Linked DNA regions of Homo sapiens: all the other regions are linked to region 1. The links are chromatin contacts, found by Hi-C or POLR2A ChIA-PET in ENCODE. All regions are on one chromosome and are shown on one strand. Each heading gives the region's core, a stretch centred on a gene start or an enhancer-like site at or near the end of the contact. The rest is flanking DNA. Distances are from core to core; before and after follow the strand shown. Region 1 overlaps PDE4D (phosphodiesterase 4D). Region 2 overlaps PDE4D (phosphodiesterase 4D). Region 3 overlaps PDE4D (phosphodiesterase 4D).

Region 1 (4,329 bases), core at 431-2,930:
AAACACTCAAACTGTATCTCCCCTCTCTATCTCTGTTTCTAGTCTACATTGATAATTGAGCAGATTCTTTTGAATGTTTGAGATGGGGCTTTCCTTCAATTTTGAAAAAAATGCATATAATGCATTCTACAAAAATGTTGTTTACAAAGTGGTACTTCCTTACAAAAACCCTATTGTAGCTGTTGTAGCAAGTGATTTTTAGACTTGTAAGTAAAATGTCTGAACATAATTTTACTTGGATAAGTCTTTCTCTTATTCAGAAACCTGTCCTTCCATGGTCATTGCCCAATTATGGCTCTTATACACTCTCCTGTCTGCAAGAAGTGTGCTCTGAATCATTCATTCATTTTGCTGCCTTACTGAAAGCACTGAATTAGATGGCATATGTATTGAAGTGAGGGGTGGGACATTGGAACAAAGATTTTCACAGAAGCACACAGAGCCAGGGTTCTAGCTCTGACCAGGCCGCTATCAAGTTGCATGACCCTGGGGCCTTTCAAGGTCTTCAAGCTCTTCAATGTAAGACAAATGAGTTTGAACAAATGAACCATCAGGTTCCTTCAGCTCTAACCCCCTCTTCCCATGAATGTGGCAAAAGGAAGCAGAGTATCCTCACACTTGCCATGAATCGGAACACATTTGCTAATAGGTTCATTCATTCAATACACAAACGCCAAGCACCTAATATGTACCACACACTCTTCCAGGCACTGGCCATACAAAGGTGGAAAAAAGGACAAAAATTGCTGCCATGTGGAGCTTACATTCTATTATTAATAATAGCTGACATTTATTTTAGTGTTGTCTATGTGCCAGGCACTTTACATGGCTAACACACTTAATCCTCATAATACTCCATTTTACAAATGAGGAAACTGAGGCACATGAAGTAACTTGCCCAAAGTCTCATAGCTATAAGTGATAATGTGAAAATGTGAACCTCAGCAGCAGTGTGGCTGTAGAGCTAGCCAGCTGTCAATCATTCCTGCACACTACATTTCCAAGGTGAGCCTGGGTTGTATGTGCAAGTTGCTTATAAGGTAACCATTTATAAGCCAGCTCTATTGTACTATTCTGTGACCAAGAGTGGTACCAATGATGATAGTTTATCTGAAAATGTATTTCACAAAAGAAGCTTCACAAAATTTGTGAAATGTTAGTGAAGACTTGGAAAATGCTATGAAAGAGTTGGCAGGTAGTCCTGCATTCACGTACATGCTTTCATCTAATCTGCACAACGACCTTATGAAGTAGATATTTTAATTTTCTATTTATGTACATGGAAATGGCTCAGAGAGGTTAGGAAACCTGCCCAATCAAGAAAGCAGCAGAGTTGGCACTGAAGCTGGGTCTGTTTGGCTCTAGAGCCAAAGTTCTCCTCCTATACCATGCTACCTCTTCCTACAATGTGCAATGGTTGTTAGTAGTATTGTTATTCTTAGATATAAATGTTGTCTATAATTTCTTTTTGTCAATTTAGCCAACATTACTCACAATTTGAAATATCATTAAGAAACCTAGTTTAATAGTCAAGACTATGCCAGTAGAATAAATAGACATGACACAGGATGGAGTTGACCTCTCGAGCTCAGAGAATCTTCTGGCTCCTCTGAACAGCTGGCCAAGGAGTAATATTTGGCAGTAAAATACAACCACATGACCAATGTTTTTGGCCAGATGAAATGAGCCAGATGGAAGCCCATGAAGCAAAAGCCAGGAGGGGGCAGAAGCAGACAATATAAAATAACGGATTCATTTTCCTTTTTCTTCTTTTTAATATAAAAATACCTCTATTTTGATGCTTTTGCTTAGCATTTCTTTAAACCAACATCAATTAGGTTAGAGGACAGTTTAGATATTATTTAACAAGTTTATATTTTAACTGATTACTAAGCCCTATTCTATAACAAATTACGTGGTGTTCTGTCTTCAGAGAAAAATTCAGAGTTAAGTAGAGGAAGATAGTACATCTGTTAGAACAATACCTCTCATTATGGAATTTTTTTCCTTGTGTGCTGATAATAGGATCTGGTGAGGAAGCTGGAGGTGGGAGAGGGACCAGGAGTCCTGGTTCTAACACAGACTTCCAGAATTCACACCTGTGCAGGTTTCTTAAACTTGCTCTGCCTGGTTTCCTCATTTGTAAGATAAAGGTAATGCTAGATCCACCTCCCGAGGCTGTTTTGGAGGATGACATGCATGAGCTAATGCATGTATGGGATTGGGAATGGTTCCTGGTGCATAGTAAGTGTCCAATACAAACTAGCTCTACTGTTCTTACTTTGGACTTTCTAACCACATATATGTGTGGTCTCTAGTCCCTGAACCTTCAATTCTTCTTCTCTTATTTGATACTAATTACACTCATCTTTTTCACTTACCCTAAAGAATTAAGTGAGATGAGCTGTGGCACACTAAAAACAACAGCTGTCACATCTGTTACATCTGAAAAGCTTTGAAAACTAAAAAGTGCTATGCAACAGGAGGTATTCTTGGGGTATGCAGAAAGTTACATCCCAGTGTATTGATTCACTGGTGGCATTCACTTCCTTTCTAAGATGTGGGTTTGAGACAGCTTTTTCTAATGGGAATTGTGCAGTTTGGTTGGGCAATCACTGATGTGCTACCACTCAGGTTTTGGTAGTAGCAAAGAGTAGCTATGAGACCACACTCTCCTATGATCCCTGTTCATATCAGCTACTATACAATTTCCAGATCAAAGTTGTAGATTTGGTCTTTACTTCCTAATAATATAGGAGGTAATTTAGGGATATCTAGATCTTCTTGTTTGGGCAAATATTGCTTTATCTTTTCATAGCCCAGATACCATTTGTACTTTTGTTTGTTGATCTGACTGTCATTAATCCTTCCTTCTACTGTTCAGTCTATGTCATATCAAATAAATTTACTCATTAGACCTTCTACACGAGGTACAAGCATGCACATATGTATTTAATTAATCACCTGTTTGGCAGCTCTGCTAAAATGCTGGGAAGGAAAAGATGTTGAAACAATTGGCAAAAATGAGATTTGGAGATTTTCTGAGAATTTCTATCCCATGACCCCTATTACTATAAAGGGCAAGAAAACTAGAAGACACTTTCTGTTTCTGGCCTGTGGAATGCTATGGAATAATCTCTGCCCTACATTCAAATGTACCTTGAGTGACTTTCTCTTCTATTTACATAGTACCTACCCCAAACTTGTCACATAAAATGTTCCTTTTAACATCCTTGTGATTTGTTCTCTTTGGAAGACAGAATCATCTCAAGAAGAGTAATTTTCTATTTAAAGTTTCCTTGAACACTACTGTAGTTTTAAGCAATAATATATTTTAAATCACAAAATTCCCTAGTGTTCTCTTATTGGAGTTGTCAGGGTCCACAGGCTTGCTAAATCTTTGCTCCTTGATTCTTTCTTTACTTCCCAGATCGTTTTTCCCCATTTTTTTTTTTTTAGGTACTATGTTTAAACAACCAATATAAACTTCTCCACATTGTTTTCTTGAGCACATCATTCTCCTCTTTCTTCTCTATAATACTTGGGAGGGGCGTTGCTCTAAAGTAATTAGGTGAATCTTTAAACATGTGTGCCAGAACCTAGGCAGATAAATCAGCACCTTGCCCTCAAAATTAGTACTCATCTTTGTAAGTGGTGCCCTAATGCTAACACTGATCCCATTACTGAAAACATGGTTGGCAATCTCTTCTGGGCTCACAGAGAAAAAGTACCTTCCTTATTATGTAACCCTCTGCTTTCTCTCTTTTTCTCTTCCTCACTCCTCCTTCCACGGCCCTGCTCCCCTCCTCTCCCCTGCCTTTCCTTCCCTCTCCCTCTTCTTTTCTCTTTCAATCCTTCTTTCTGCCTCAATCAAACTTAATAAGCTATATATTAATCTTTTCTTATAAAAATGTATTTTACCCACATAAGATAAAAAATTGTCACAGCTGAAAAACTTTCACATCTATTTTGAGCATTGTAAAACTGTTTCAGATTGTATTTCTCAAGAGTCAACACTCATTAAATGTATATGATTTGCTATTACTTTAACAAATCAGACACTAATTGAATTTCATATCTTGTACACCTGGCTTTCCTTTAGCCTGAATATTACCAGGCAGCAAAAGCCATGCCAAGGAAAAATATTCCAGTTAAAGCTAAGTGTACCCCCAGTAGCATGCATTATTATCCATTCAATAGCCAAAGAAAAATGACACTACAATAGGCACATTTGAAGATTTTACAAGATAAAAAATATTGCTCATAAAAAAAATTATAAGGGAGAAATTCAATGAAGAAATGTTGTCCAATGTCCAGTTCTTTCAGTTG
Region 2 (4,123 bases), core at 492-2,991, 34 kb before region 1:
TGACCTTCCTCTGGGGGCACTAGACCAGTAAAGGAAAATTGCCCAAAGAGTACATGTGCATAACTACAACCACCAAATGGCGCATGCAGCCCCTCCCAGATTACTGGCAAGTCACTGAGCACGCGGCGATTAGCCAACAGCTGGCCCAAAAGGAAGTATGATGGGAGGAGATCAGGAAGAATCAGGAAATAGTAACTTTATAAGAGTCCTGAGCCAATAATCAGGCGGGACACTCAATCTTTCCAGTTGCCCACTTGGTCCCTTCCAAATGTACTTTGCTTCAATAAACTTTTGCTTCTGTCTGAAATCTACATCTGTCTCTCAGCTGAATTTTTTTCTTCCAGGAAGACAAAAACTGAGGGCCGTAGACCCTGCCTGGACTCACCTCCCGTAACATTTAGACTCTTTATTTCACTTAAATACTTGATCAAGAGGTACATGAAGATAACAAGCTATGGGGCTTTGCAATAATAAAGGCAGATTGCCAGTCTGAGTTTGGAATTGGAATCGGTATAGACATAAGATTCATGAAATTTCAAAAATGACATATTTCTTTACATGTTTATGATCATGAAAACTAGTCTTTCTGTTTAAAAGAAACTACCTGGGTTCCTTTAGTCTTTGAACATAGAACTTTTTTTTTAATGTTACATTGATAGCTGAAACAGTTGATAATCATGTTCTAGAGCAGGTGAGTGTTGCTATATACTGGGGTTGAGATGGGGAAAATGAAATAAATGTATAAAGGATCAGAACTACAGCATCTTAAAGTGAAAACATCACAAAGCTCAGAGTAAATTTCCATCTTGCTGTTGATTTATATATAAACTGTACTCACATGTTCAGAAGGAGAAGTGGAAATATTATCTTGGCTTACATGGAAGAGGAAAAGACTATATCTAGTTATTTAAAACTACCTGTTAACTTACCCACAGACACAGCTCTATGTAATGAACTCTAGAATGTGGTTAGTGTCAATGTTCCAGTTGTGGACGGAGGAAACAGTTTTCACCAAATGTAGTTGACAATGGCTGTGAAACATGGCACAGTGACTAGAATGAGGTAAACAGATGTCATAATAACCACGGGACACCTGCCTTCTTCACCTCTATGAAAATATTGCTGCCTTACACATGGGCAGAGGTGGAGAAATGAGAAATTCTGTCCTTAGACACTTCACTCCAAAACCTGCCAGGTTCAAGTGCTGCCTTCCTGTCTCAATGGAGAATTTCCAGTTCTACTCTAGGGATGAGGCTGTGGTCTCTCCAGAGGTGGGTCATGGCCTCAGTACTATAGGCAGGCACTACATCCTGCAGCTGTCAATCCAGGCTGATAATTTGAGACCTAGCAGCTGATGACATTCCTTCTCTGCATGGCAGTTGTCTCTAACAGGCCAGTGCACATCTGAGCCAAAGATGACATTTTTGGCATTTGCCTAGACGTTGAGAGCATCCACTGGCTTGGTGGGCACCAGTTGGCAAGAAGGGAAAACCCCAGCCAAGGAAAGTTTTAAGAAGGCCACGTGCTGGCCCTTCAGAAGCAGCTGCATTCATAGTACACACTAGGGGAGGCAAACGTGTGCCTGTGTAATCTGCCTTCTTCACTCAGTGGGAGGGAGGCCAGTTAACAATGATTTCAACTCTTTATTAAAATCAACTAACACATTGCTGCACTTAGATAGTAGTAACCAGGCAGGACACCAGCAGGCTTCCCTAACTGCCTTTTTATTACAAGACCTATTTCAGGCCCATCCCACTTTACATCTCTGCAGCATGACTTCCCAAATTACAGGCATAATAAACTAACAAAGGCCACAACCCCTGCAGGCATACAGAGTCAGATTACGTCTGACTGAATCTGCTTTCTCTATTCATAAACAACTTAAAACAGCTCTTTCCCTCGCGTAAGAACCTGACTTGCCAGGCACACAGTGAACCAGCAGAAGACTACATGAGGACAATGGAGATATGGGTGAGACAAGGGCAGGAGATGCCTTGTTCATAGGAAATGAAAAGCTCTAAAGCCCAAAGAATTTCCCTTAATTTTTTCCACGCAGTTCCCTTGAGGTTATGCAGCTGGATGTTCTCAGAGCTGAGAGTGGACTGGCTTACTATAAACTATTCATTCTACCTTCAGATACTTTCAGGCCCTCTGTTACGATGGTTGACTCAATTGTTCCTCAAACCAAAGCTTATGCATGTCTAAGTTCTCTGATCTTAACCTTTTGAAAGGCAGTAAAATGAAAGACCTTATGAACTTTTGTTTGTCCGTGATCTTACTTCCTCCTTTTAAGATAGTTTTCCTTATGTAAAAGAAGCATGGAGTAATTGACTTTGGACAAGTGACAGAGAAAGGGATGGATTTCTAACTTAACTGTTGGCATATACCTTGAGAATGAATACATAATACACGTTTTAGTATAAGCCACAGATTCCTCTGGTCTGGGTACACTGGAGGCATTTTTATAAATGTAACATGGTTTATTGACAAATTCAGGGAATTGTTTCACATTGGTCTTTTCTGTCATACCAGAGGAAGTTTTAGACTAAAAATAATATTATCCATGTTTTACAGATAAGCAAATTGAGGTGGAGTACAGTTAAAGAGCTTGCTTAGGTCACATAGCTAGGGACAAATCCCTATTAAATGGAAAGGATATGAGACTGAATTAGTTTGCCATGCAGTAATTAAAATCACAAAGTTCTGTACAATCTCCTTGATTTTTAAAAGAAAAAGTTGTCTGTTTCATGAAGGACAGCTACTTACAGAATATATGCAATAGGGTTAAGTTGAAATTGTTTCAAATACACAAAAGAAGCCATTTTTTAAAAAAAGGGTTCTGAAAGGGGTGAAAATATTCTGTTAGTCAACGAAGCAGACCACAATAGTACATTTATAGACAGATTAGAATTTATGGAAAGAGAAAATAAATTAAAAATATGAAAAATGTTAAACATAATTGTGTTACGGTGGTAGAATAATAGGCAAGATTTTTTTTAACTTCTTTTTTCACAATCTCTGGATGCATGCTGTTTTTGTAATTAGCAACTGTGTGTTAAAGAAATAAACTACGTAAGCAGCCCCTTTCTGCACAAGATGGCTGCTATGTTATAGAAGTCTAGTTCAATTTATACACAGGTGAATTTTTCTAATCTTTTATTTTATAAACAACGATTTGGAAAATTCTTTTATCTTAATAAAAAAAAGACCATAGCCCTTCTGTTCATTGCAGGCAGTCTTTAGTTAAGACAATACACACAGGAAAAGGAACAGGTTATCAAACATGAAAGGTATTTAGTTAAAAAATCAAGTCCCTGCTTTCAAAATGCTCATAATCTAAGGAGATTCAAGTTAAGCTCATCATAGAGCTGTGTGCAGTATCCTTAAACTACATGCTAATTTCAAATATGAGAGAGTACATATATATGTGTGTGTGTGTGTGTGTGTGTGTGTGTGTGTGTTTTCCCAAGACCTTTCTCCTTCCCTATTTAAAACAATAACATTTTGTCAAGGGAAAATAAACAAAATAAAATAGTTTGAGGTTGACCCAAAACTCTGAATATTTGAATTCTAATTTGATTCTAAAGTCAGAAAAAAAGTCTACTCTCCTGGTATAATACTTTTAAAGCAAATGGAATCCATCATGCATGAAAAACTAATCTCTGACCTTTAATGGTAATTTTACTGATTGAAAAAAGTTTCAAACACTCAGTTGTGGGAAGGAAACAGACATTTGCTCACAGTCTGCAGACTTTGGCTCAGCTGACAGTAATTTTCCATTGATTGGGAGAAAATCATGGAAATTACATAGCTATGGCTGGCTTTAGACTGGTCTTATGTAAATTTCAACCTTAATTCTGTGTTTATTCTTTTGTGTGAGTGAAATAACAACAGAGTCTCTATAAAAAGATGTTACTAATATATCTGAGGTGACCTATAACTACTATGCATGATATAGTTATGTCTTTTGGATTAACTATATATTTTATGCATTTATAATACTTATACATGCACAGTTAAAATTCTTTTAGGAAAAGCAATAAGGTACTCTGTTCTGAAATTGTTTCTACAAATGCTGCAGTATGAGTTTTTCAATGACTTAAAAATTTCCATATGAGGAGAA
Region 3 (4,458 bases), core at 1,711-4,210, 55 kb before region 1:
CAGTCTTTGGATTATGTAAAATTAATTGTGGAAACTTAATGTTGACCAGTGATCATAGTATGCGGACAGACCTACTTAGAAACTGTTTTGTGTGTGTGTCAGCCAGTGTTACTAAGAATCATTTAAGGGAATGAAGAGTAAAACTCTTTTATGTAAGGCATTAGTTTAGCAGGGCCACTGCATCTCTGTGTGAGCTGTCCATTGCCCAACTCTAGGGAGTACCATTTTTACAAACCACAGCATGAATTGTGCTTTCAGAATTGTGCAAAATGGTGGCCCTGTCTTTCTGCATCTCAAATGGTGACATAATGTAACTATATTTTCCATCTTTAAATAGATCCTGAAAGCTCAAGTTGAAGCACTGAGGCTGACACTCTGGGCTACACAGAGAAAGCAGTGTCAGATGGTGGTGAGGAACACCTTGTAGGCAGACCGCCAAGGTATAAGTCCCAACCTGGCCCTTACTCCAGCCAAATTGCTTTAGTTTTCTATGCCTCAGTCTCCTCAATTGTAAAATGAGTGAAATCAGAGTGGCTGGGAGAATTACATTAAATAGTGCAGGTAAAATACTTGAAAGAACAATGCACGCAGTCACGGACTCAATAGATGTTAACTCTTAAGACTGTCTCTCTTTTGTTCAATCATTAGGATTCTGGAATGAATAAAACATTATCACAGCTGTTTTACTATGATTCTGCTTTAGGAATATTTGTGGCTGTAGAGGAAACATTTTCTGTGTGCCTTTATGAAAGCTAATAACTAGGAACAGTTTAATAGAATGCTCTTAGAGAAAATGAAAAATAGAATTTTGTGACAGCCATTAAGAGTTTAAAAGAGACTGTGGTAAGGATTGTCTCTTCTGGATGCTTTCAAATGTAATTATTGGTGAAGGCTAATAGAAATCCATGGAGTTTCAGATACTGATAGAAAATGATAGGCATTTCAAAAATAAACATTAAGCAAAGGCTACAAAATTAACATTATACCTCCCCATTTATCTTTTTTTCTCTCAGGTGGCACAAAAGCTTGACAAAGCGTCCATGAACCATTTGAAGATTTTTGTTGGGATAATCAGATATCTATAAATGCCATTGTTTAAGAAAGCTAACCAAATAACGTTTTACTATTGACTAATAAACTTTTCTAATAATCTTCAATTTTATTTTAATAAAATATTAGATGTAGTTCAGTTTCTCAACTCTGGAATAGTGACCCAGGAAAAATATGAGGGAAACTTGAAGTCTATGGAAGTTGTATTTGGTGTTAACTGAGGCCTTTGTGTCAGCCCAGCACAAACTGTAAAGTCAAAAGTGTGACTTTCTCTTTCTGGTCTTGACAGGCTTTTGTTTTGATAGACTTGTCCTCATCTTTAACCTCCTACTGTTCTTCTAGGTTATCCAGGTAGCTCTTCAGGTGCCCAGGTTGCCTGTTGCCTCTGCTAGCCTGCCTAGTTCGTAACATCAGGCAGAGATGAGGCAGGAACTTCGGCCCTCAGGCTTGATTAGTGGTTATAAGGCCAAGGATCATAGGAAAAAGGTATCACCTTCAGATTACCTTCCCTGTGTATTCTGTTTTTGTAGTTTTCATCAGAGAGTAAGCAACCGTCATGTGAATATCGTGTCTTTAATGATCTGTTAAAATGGCGGCTCTCAGAGAAAGTGCTCTCCATTCTCCTCCTCCTACCTCAGGCCCCCTCAGAAATCAGGCTGGTGGTGTTAGGGAGTGAAGTAGGCTAAGTGTAAGAAAAAAAAAACAAAAAAAAAAACAGCTTTGGAATGCTGATGGACAGCAACTCATATTTGTCCTCAGTGTCAGGATAATAAGGACTCATGGGGGTGGGAAATATTGTAAATACAAACCTTGAAAGGAGGTAGCTGCTATTCAGAGAGCCAACATAGCCAACGTTTCTCAATTGTACAGAGAAATGTGAAGTTATATGTGAGATCTTTCCACTTTCAATCGTGATGCTAATTCAAAATGAAAAAAAAAAATCTGACTGGCCTAACAAAACAAGTTTGGGGTCGGGGTGGTTACTAGGTTTCCTTTTAGCCATTGTTTGGGACATACTGATGTACTGCTTTATTAATCTCCAAGAAACTCATTTATGTTGAGTGGCTAATGCATCAGTAGGGTAATATTTACTTTATATTTTAATATTTTATAAGTTAATAGATATAATAAATAATAGTAACCATACAGTGGGATTAGTTTCCAATGGTAAACATTTCAGGCCTTCAGGCCTTCAGGAGGAATTTTGAATTGTGATGAAATGGCAAGTGCCTATTCCATCCAGGCATAAAACCAATCCTAGCCAATTTATTAAAAAAAAAATCCTGCATTGTTACTCTTTAGCTAATGATTAACTAAAGTCTGAGTGACTAGTAGAATGAGTAATTTTGTTACATAAGCCAGAGAAGGTGGAAGGAAACTAACATTTATTCAATACCTACTGTCCACTGGGTACTTCATCTATATATTCTCTTCTAATCTTCAAAACAACACTGTAAGGTAGTTGTTACAAATAAGGAATAATTACAACTTATTCCTTATTTTGCAGCTGTAAGTTGATGTTTAGAGAGGTCACATCCAAGTCTCTTGGACCATGCTTCTTCATTATACAAGGAATATTGATGTTGCCAAATATTAATTCAGGAGCTGGTACAGTTAGAAATTAGTAACACACACACACACACACACACACACGCGTGCATGCACGTAAAAAGCAAGGTTAAACTCGCAAGGTTAGGCAAGGTTAGCTACCATATGATAGCTTAAAGGGAAGAATTCTGTGCTGATAAATGGAGTATTTTTCTCCTTAACTGAGTCATCCTGTGTCATTGTTAGGCACTGTAGACAGTACATAAGTTAACTGAGATCTGATACTTCCTTTTATCCCTTAAAAATCCAACACAGGGCTCACTGTAATTAGGTATAAATAGGTGACTTAACCCTTCAGATCTTTCTGGAGGAGAGATAAGTGTCTTATGAGATTGAAATAGGAGGGATCAACAAAGATTGCAGAAGAATTAAGGGCTAGCAAAATCTGTCATGATTCCAAAAGGATCAAGTTGAAAGTGAAACTAGTTCACACATTTTCACGACAGCTTCAGAGTTAACATCCTATAAAGGAATCTATCAACATTGTGACATTTGTTTAGGCTTCTATAAGTGAGAAAATGTGTCCTTCCATGCAATACTAAATGTAATTATCATGTTATCTATTTAATCCAACTTCACATAAATCCCAATGATTAAATCTACTATCTATTTAGAATATTATCACATACTTAGGAAGATATATCAATAAATACTTATGGGTCCTTGTGGTAAATAAATACTAATGTATAGATGAGGTTATACTTGCCTTAGAGAGTTTACAACAAAAAGAGGGACGGGTAGTGAAAGACATAATGTCCATGAAAACCACCACATTATTGCTTTATTTGCTTCACAGGCCTCATATGTGAATTTTTTTTTAAACTATAGATTCTTACCTACTAAAGTAAAGTTTCAGTGAGTGCAAAATTTGACTGGCTTCTATCCTCCTATGTCCCCAGTACCTAGAACAGTGCCTGAACTTAGGAAGCACTCAAGAAATATTGGGCAAATGAATGAATGAATGAATGACACAGATCATGAATGTTATAATGAGAAAGCAGAGAAAAAAAATTATCTGGGCTGGATAGTCAGAGAATGTTTCCAGGAGAGGGGATCCCAAATATGGACTTTTAAAGCTGATAAAGGAAGGCAATTTCCTTGAGAAGAATGGCATAGACACAAAGGCTAGGTAAGGGCAAAGAGACACCTGGAGTAATGTGGATTTACTGTTATTCTATCAGTAAATCTTGATGAAAAGACTTGAGGCCATGTAAAGAAGAACTCTCTAATAAAAATGGAATGGGTTCCCTTGGGGTTGGTAGGAGAGGTGATTTCTGTGAGGGGAGGTACTGGAGCTTGGGGTAGAAGAACACAACAAAAATATGATAGCAGGCAGCCAACCCCAAGGCACAAGTGAAACTTTTTTTTTTTTTTTTTTTTTGAGACAGAGTGTCACTCTGTTGTCTAGGTTGGAGTGCAGTGGGATGATCTCACTCACTGCAGCCTCTGTCTCCTGGGTGCAAGTGATTCTCATGTCTCAGCCTGCCAAGTGGCTGGGATTACAGGTATGCACCACCACACCAGGCTAATTTTTGTATTTTTAGTAGAGATGGGGTTTCACCATGTTGACCAGGCTGGTCCTGAACTCCTGGCCTCAAGTGATCCACCCATTTCAGTCTCCCAAAGTGCTGGAATTACGGTGTGAGCCACCGTGCCTGGCCATAAGTGTAACTTTTAAAGTTTCCTCTCACCTTGGGATTCCAGGCCTCTCTTTTGGCCTGGTTGCTGAAACAATTTAGGAGAATTTCTGAAAATTTTCAAAGTATTCATAAATGGAACTTTGCTTTCCTCCTCCTAAAT

The links. A loop is a pair of places that touch in the nucleus more often than their neighbours do. ChIA-PET counts read pairs that join two places held with the same protein, here RNA polymerase II (POLR2A).
Region 2: a loop to region 1 is called in a map of psoas muscle, with 2.0 times the contacts of the local background. The contact joins two enhancer-like sites. A Hi-C loop is called at or near these places in 3 of 168 maps with a recorded cell type or tissue (Caco-2, PC-3 and psoas muscle). POLR2A ChIA-PET finds 5 or more read pairs at or near these places in 3 of 52 experiments (HCT116, HEK293 and OCI-LY7).
Region 3: a loop to region 1 is called in a map of heart left ventricle, with 1.9 times the contacts of the local background. The contact joins two enhancer-like sites. A Hi-C loop is called at or near these places in 6 of 168 maps with a recorded cell type or tissue (Caco-2, endothelial cell of umbilical vein, heart left ventricle and 2 more). POLR2A ChIA-PET finds 5 or more read pairs at or near these places in 2 of 52 experiments (HEK293 and OCI-LY7).

What each region holds. Positions count from the first base shown.
Region 1 is chr5:59,349,918-59,354,246 of GRCh38, forward strand. All of the region lies in intron 1 of PDE4D (phosphodiesterase 4D), which reads right to left. Among named protein-coding and RNA genes, the nearest start is that of PDE4D-AS1, 310 kb to the left of the region's middle. Within about 2 kb of position 1,681, at least 3 of the 41 ENCODE cell types and tissues checked have a DNase peak (open chromatin) inside an H3K27ac peak, as active enhancers do.
Region 2 is chr5:59,315,735-59,319,857 of GRCh38, forward strand. The region is part of intron 1 of PDE4D (phosphodiesterase 4D); the gene reads right to left. Among named protein-coding and RNA genes, the nearest start is that of PDE4D-AS1, 280 kb to the left of the region's middle. Within about 2 kb of position 1,742, at least 8 of the 41 ENCODE cell types and tissues checked have a DNase peak (open chromatin) inside an H3K27ac peak, as active enhancers do.
Region 3 is chr5:59,294,096-59,298,553 of GRCh38, forward strand. The region is part of intron 1 of PDE4D (phosphodiesterase 4D); the gene reads right to left. Among named protein-coding and RNA genes, the nearest start is that of PDE4D-AS1, 260 kb to the left of the region's middle. Within about 2 kb of position 2,961, at least 3 of the 41 ENCODE cell types and tissues checked have a DNase peak (open chromatin) inside an H3K27ac peak, as active enhancers do.